Regions from separate parts of the Homo sapiens genome. Here region 1 is linked to region 2. The links are chromatin loops, found by intact Hi-C in ENCODE. Cell type or tissue: OCI-LY7. All regions are shown on one strand. Each heading gives the region's core, and the rest is flanking DNA. Links, peaks and the distances in the headings are about the cores only.

Region 1 (2,904 bases), core at 113-2,612, 65 kb before region 2:
AACTGTGGCCTTTTAATTAAGATCCTTGACATGAGGTAGTCCATTATCAGATTGACCAATTCTCTGTTGGTGGATTTACTCATTTTCCTGTTGTTGACAATCCCAAAATGAACATCTTTTATTTATATAGCTTTTCTTTCCATTGACTCCTCTTCTTGGGATATATCGAGGACCTGAGTGGGGTTACTGAGTCAAAGATAATGAATGTTTTTTCTCTGGAGTCAACCGACTGCCAAAAGAGTTACACAAACGCAAACTCCCGCCGCCTTTGTGGGGTGTCCCACTGTCTTATAAGGTCTCTATCAGCTCCATGGATGACTGGGAGAGACAGCCCCTTGCAGAGCACCCACACTTACTGCTGCTCAAATCTAAGCTCTTTTCAATAAAGTTAGAAGCTGCTGTGACTCCACCTTCAACTGACCTCTTTTGCCTTCTCTTGAACAGATACCTGAGGTTATCCAAGGAGAACATTCGGACCTTGCTCAAGTTGTGCAAGGATGCAGGAATGAATGTGGATATCCACCCCCACATGGTCGAAGAGGACATAGATGCTAAAAAGGTGTTCACCGGAATACCCAGCATGGCCCTCTAAATAGCTCCTCTCGCCACCACCTTCAGGCTCCTTCTGTCATGGGACCCTTCACCTCCAGATGCCATCCTCTGGCACACTACAAGTGGTCCTTCCAACTTAGTGCATCCCTTTAGAAAGTAAGCAATCAGAAAACAAGCCTCGGCTGTGTGATCATTGTGCTTCCGTAAGACTGGTCCTTGACATCCGAGTCAGAACCAGCATAGGAGAAACTGGTTTTTCTCCTGACCAAAAGAAGAGTCCTTAGAAAGGGCTTCTTAGGAAGGAAGGCTTAGGAGTAAAAAAAAAAAAAAAAAAAGTGGGAGGGGTCCAGGGTCCTCAGAGGGACATTAGAAAGCACGAAGTGTAAAGGGGCTGGTTGAGAACACACACACATGCCCCACGCCCATGGCACGACTTGGCTTTGTGGGGACTTGGCTTCCTTGTGTGCAGAGTGGGGGACTGATTGGGGCAGTGAGAGAGGGAAATGCTATCAACATATGGAGGCAAGGAAGGAGACCTTTGTGTGCTTACAACCACAGACCCCAAAAGGGGACCTGAAACCTTTCAGAGCTGGTAGGTGCCTCAACATCAGCAAGTCCAGGACCTTATTCATTTGAATAAAAGAAGCCACAGAGGGCAAGAAACTTGCTCAGAGTTACATAGATGAGAAACGGCAGGGTTGAGATGAAAACAGTATCTTCCCCAAGTCTCCTGCCCTGCTTTCTTGCATGACTGTGGCCAATCCTGCAGGAATTTTTTGAGACACAGCCTTCCCATCTGGGTATGCTGGCCAACCAAGGTCACAAACTCAGGCCCTTCCAGTCCCTGCAAGTGTTTCAAGCAAGTCTGAATCCCACGTGTCCTACTTAATAGCTGTGTGACTTTAGGAAAGTTACTTTACCTTTCTGTGCCTCTGTTTCCTCGCCTGTAGAATGGGTTTAATGACAGTATGTGCTGAGCAGGAGTGCTGTGAAGAGCACATGAGAGCTTGCATGTGAAGCAGGGAGCACAGTCAGTGACAGCCAAGAACTCCATACAAATGTGGGCTGTTTCGTAGTTCACTGGGGTAGACGAGGAGCTGATTTTCCAGCCGCTGCTTTTCTGAGAGGGATCCCCAAAACTAGGCACGTCAATCCCCTTGGAAAAGCTGCTAATACCAAATCCACATCTGCTCATGGCAAACCTAAACATCTAATGATCTCTGGGCCTCCAAGAGCTAGGCCACACCCCAGAGATACTCCGGTACAGAATCTCGGCTGGGCAGCCACTACTCCAGTCTGTCTTGTGAGCAGGTTTTACTCCCTGACTCCGTATACTAAAATAGCAGGGATTTTCCTTCCATGTACTTTTAAATTTCCATATCCTACCCTGAGGTTCTAAAGTAGTCTCTTGAAGGTAAGTAGGTCTCTCCACTGAAAGTCATTGCCACTGGGGCTCAGAGAGAGGCCCTGGGGGCTGCCGGACCCACCCTCCCCTACCCCACGCCAGCCCACCCTAGGGTTGCAGTCACCACTAAGGAATACAACACCCCTCCAAGGAGCGGGCAGGCCAGAGAAGTATGAGCCCATGTAGCTTGCCTAAAGTCACACAGCTACTAAGCAGGACACTCGGGATCCAGCAAGCGATGTTTAGACCGAACTACAGTGAGACCCAAGCCAGAATCCAAGGAAACAGCTGCAAAGGGTTAAGCGATACTCCCTCTCTCCAGCAAATACCAGTCCCTTGGGTAGAAACAGTGCTTCAAAAAGGTGAAAGGAAACAAATTTTCTGAGCATCACAAGTGTCAGGCACTTCGTCAATATTAACTCAACCAAAATCAAATCTGAAAGCATCCTCAGAGGCCTTCACTTCAGTATCACAGACTCGGCAGCTAGGGAGAGCACCGCCAACCTCTATCCTGCATTGATGGCCCTAGCCTTCATTGCCTGGTAAATATTCACATTCAGGCAGGACTAGTGATGAGGAACAAATTAAACAACAGATAAAATGGCCCTAAAAAGTTAAATGTCAGATATATTAACCATAGCGATGTAATGTGACAGTGACCATTTAGCCATTTCATCTTCAGACTTGTTTTTTCCACAGTTTTCTGTGATATAATTCAGTTTGATTATCTCTGCAGTATCCTTAGTGTGTCCCTTTTAAAAATGCAATAGCCGGCTGGGCGCAGTGGCTCACGCCTGTAATCCCAGCACTTTGGGAGGCCGAGGCGGGCGGATCACAAGGTCAGGAGATCGAGACCATCCTGGCTAACACGGTGAAACCCTGTCTCTACTAAAAATACAAAAAATTAGCCAGGCATGGTGGCGGGCTCCTGTAGTCCCAGCTACTCG
Region 2 (2,904 bases), core at 258-2,757:
TAACTGGCAGGAGGGAGGGATGGCAAGGTAGGGGGAGAGTGCAGAGCATGTGGGCCTCACTAAACCTTTGAGCTGCTTTCATTCAGGGATTTCAATGCTCCAGTTACAAGAGAGTTGTTAACCTCGTCATTAAAACCTCCGGACCCAAGGCTGACGAAAGGGCCAAGAGGTCAGGATGGCTCAAAAGTACAAGATTCAAAAAGGCGAGGGAGGGCTGCTAAGGGACCTGCAGGGAGATGGTGGCTGCAATGTCATCCCCTCAGAGAGGCCTTCCCTGGCCATGCTCCCCAAGGGGGCCCCCTCCCCTTCTTCTCTGAATGTCACCAAGGTAACGCATGCATTTCATGGCACACCTGGCTTTCTGTCTGCCCTGACAAGATTGCGGGTGGGAACCACATCCGGTTTGTTCAGTCTTGATGCTCTGTGTCTGGCTGTGGAGATGTCCTTGCAGTATTTTCTGAAAGGAAATGTGTGTTAATTCTGGCTAACAGGGTAGCTTGCAACAGATGAGCAGATGAGTTCTAGAAAGGGAAAAAATCAGCTGAATGTGGTGGTGGGCACCTATAACCCCAGCTACTCGGGAGTCCAAGGCAGGAGAATCGCTTGAACCCAGGAGGTGGAGGTTGCAGTGAGCCAAGATCGTGCCATTGCACTCCAGCCTGGGTGACAGAATGAGACTCCATCTCAAAAAAGGAAAAAAAAAAAAAAAAAAAGATTTAGAAGTCAAGGGGAAAGTTCCAGGCAACGAACCTCAATCCTAGGGGACAGGCCAGCAGGATCTCAGCCCTCTGTCACTGCCTGTGCAGCCTGGGAGATCCCCTGACCTCCCTGTGCCTTGGTTTTCCATTCTGTAGAAGGTGGGGGTGGGGGCTGGCACATAAGTAGGGTAAGTCCCTGGGAATGCTCTGGCCCTGGGATTGGATGGGGTGTGGCAGGTGTCATATAATTAAAAATTAGCATTCTATTGAACCAGGTGAAACTGACTTTCTTGTGGATGAAAAACGGTCAAATATAGGCAATTTCATATGGTTCAACCTACACAATAATTCTAATAATCGGGCTTTGTAGGGACCGTGATAATAGCGTTGAGCCATACAGTAGATCCATTTAGTACAAAGAAATGAGGGGCTGGGTAAAAGGATCCCTGAGTTCTCTTTCAGACCTGTCTATTTTGGGGTGTCGAGAGTTTGCCCTGAGTGGCACAAAACAAATCACCCTCTCAACCTGAGCCAAGCAAAGAAGGTTCACCTGCCCCATTTGGTCCACAGGGCCAAATGCTTGGGACCCCGAACTCCCACCCCACTCACCTCGCATAGGAGCAAAGATTCTGGTGTGGAGTGGAGCAAGAAGGGCGGAGAAACGCCTAAAACGGGGAGGGGAAGAAAGGAAGAGCAAATACACAGAGCAGGACACACAGAGCCACACAGGGACACAGGCAGGGACTCTCACAGGGACACACCCACACACTTGTCAGTTCATTGCTGAAGCACATAGAGTGTTCAGAAAAGAGGGGGGAATGAGACACAGTCAGGTGAAGAGCGCCGGAAACGCTGAGAGGCCCCGGGGCCCAGTAGGGGGCGCTGTGACGAGCGCCCGGTGAGGGTGAGGGTGAGGGCTGCCAGCGAGGTGGGCGCGGGCGAGGTGGGCATGGGCTGCGGGGAGGCGGAGAGGGCTGAAAAGCCCCGGGGCAGCCTGAGCGCGGGGTTCCCTCGGCTGCGGGCTGGGAGTCTGGTCTGGGCCCGCACTGTTGTCCCGGGTTCTGACACCGTAGGCTGAGCCAGACCCCGGAGACCCTGGGTTGCGGGGGAGGTGAGGCCGGACCCAGGAGTGGCGACCGGCGGGGCTGTGGCTGGTCCCTTAACGATGATGGCCACCTCACAACTGGGCCTTGTTAGAAGAAAAAATCTCCGGGATGTGAGGGCCCCGGCGGCCTCTGTGCGCTTCCCTGCACCCGGCTGTGTGAGGTGGGGAGAGCTGGGATCCACCTACAAGGAGCAGAGGCGCCAGACAGCAGCACGAGGGTCCCGCTGCAGGCGGCTGTGCACACGGCAGCCGAGAAACTCCTCTCCCCTCTTCAGGGAGTCCCCAGCTCTTAGCTCCATTTTACGTGCAATTACTGGAAGAGCCCACATCGGCCAGGAGCCCCACCTCCCAACCTCAGGGGATAGTTCAGGGGTGTGCAGCACCCCAGGGAGGACAATCGGGGTTCTTCACTCCAATCTGTGTTGAGAGGTTGGGAGCTGAACTGCGGGTTGTTGGCAGCGGGTGTTTTCTGCTGCATCAACTAAGAAGTAGAAAAGTCTGATCATCAGAGAGAGAGGAGCAAGGGCAGGAGATAGAGAGACTTCCAACAGGGTCTGCGCGCCTAACTCTTGTTCTTGAGATCAACACAGTCCTGCTTTCAGCCTCCGCCAGTCACCACAGGGCCTTTGAGCCAAACCCTGTTTTTGTTTGAGCTGGTTTGAGTTCTGTCATTTGCATCCCAAACAGCACTGATGACTACACAATACACACACAGACACATAGTAAAGTAAAACAAGAAAGGACAAATGTGAATGAGTTTTCATGGGAAGAGCTCTGAGGACCCTAGCTTCGCCACCTCCCTGCTTTGTGACGTTAGGCAACTTCATAACCTCTCTGAACCCCTGTTCCCTTGCCCGTGACATAAGAACAATAACATCTCTTTTGCAGGATCATGCAATGCCCTCCGGCCAAAGGCTACCAGGAACACACCTTTCGGTTGAACAAAGTTGGCTTTTTGAGTCACTGCACTGGAGGGGAATGCGCACCCCTGGATGTCTCGGGGAGGGGATGTTAGTAGGACTGATCATGGGATTTGGGCTCGCATTAAGTGATTTTGCAGGCTGTTTCTCTAGGCTGGATGCTGTCAGGAAGCAAGGGTAA

The links. Peaks named below come from ENCODE experiments on the same cell type or tissue, not always from the same donor. Only the 100,000 strongest peaks of a DNase experiment are listed, where the experiment ranks them.
Region 1: a loop joins it to region 2, with 4 times the contacts of the local background. A loop is called at or near these places in 1 of 110 quality-filtered maps.

Annotation. Positions count from the first base shown.
Region 1 is chr16:49,398,687-49,401,590 of GRCh38, forward strand. C16orf78 (chromosome 16 open reading frame 78) reads left to right here. Exons shown (of 5, transcript NM_144602.4): 5 at 445-745. The coding sequence ends at 592. All of the region lies in intron 7 of LOC105371244 (a long non-coding RNA gene), which reads right to left. Among named protein-coding and RNA genes, the nearest start is that of C16orf78, 26 kb to the left of the region's middle. In OCI-LY7, for the core only: no CTCF peak of the experiment used is centred there; a DNase peak (open chromatin) is centred at 1,125; H3K4me3 peaks cover 1,482 bases; H3K27ac peaks cover 1,714 bases.
Region 2 is chr16:49,463,440-49,466,343 of GRCh38, forward strand. It overlaps LINC02179 (long intergenic non-protein coding RNA 2179), which reads left to right and starts at 2,667. Exons shown (of 2, transcript XR_243442.1): 1 at 2,667-2,904. RefSeq lists an enhancer at 1,337-1,838. In OCI-LY7, for the core only: CTCF peaks have their summits at 1,556 (motif pointing right) and 1,766; DNase peaks (open chromatin) are centred at 382 and 1,522; H3K4me3 peaks cover 1,162 bases; H3K27ac peaks cover 1,193 bases.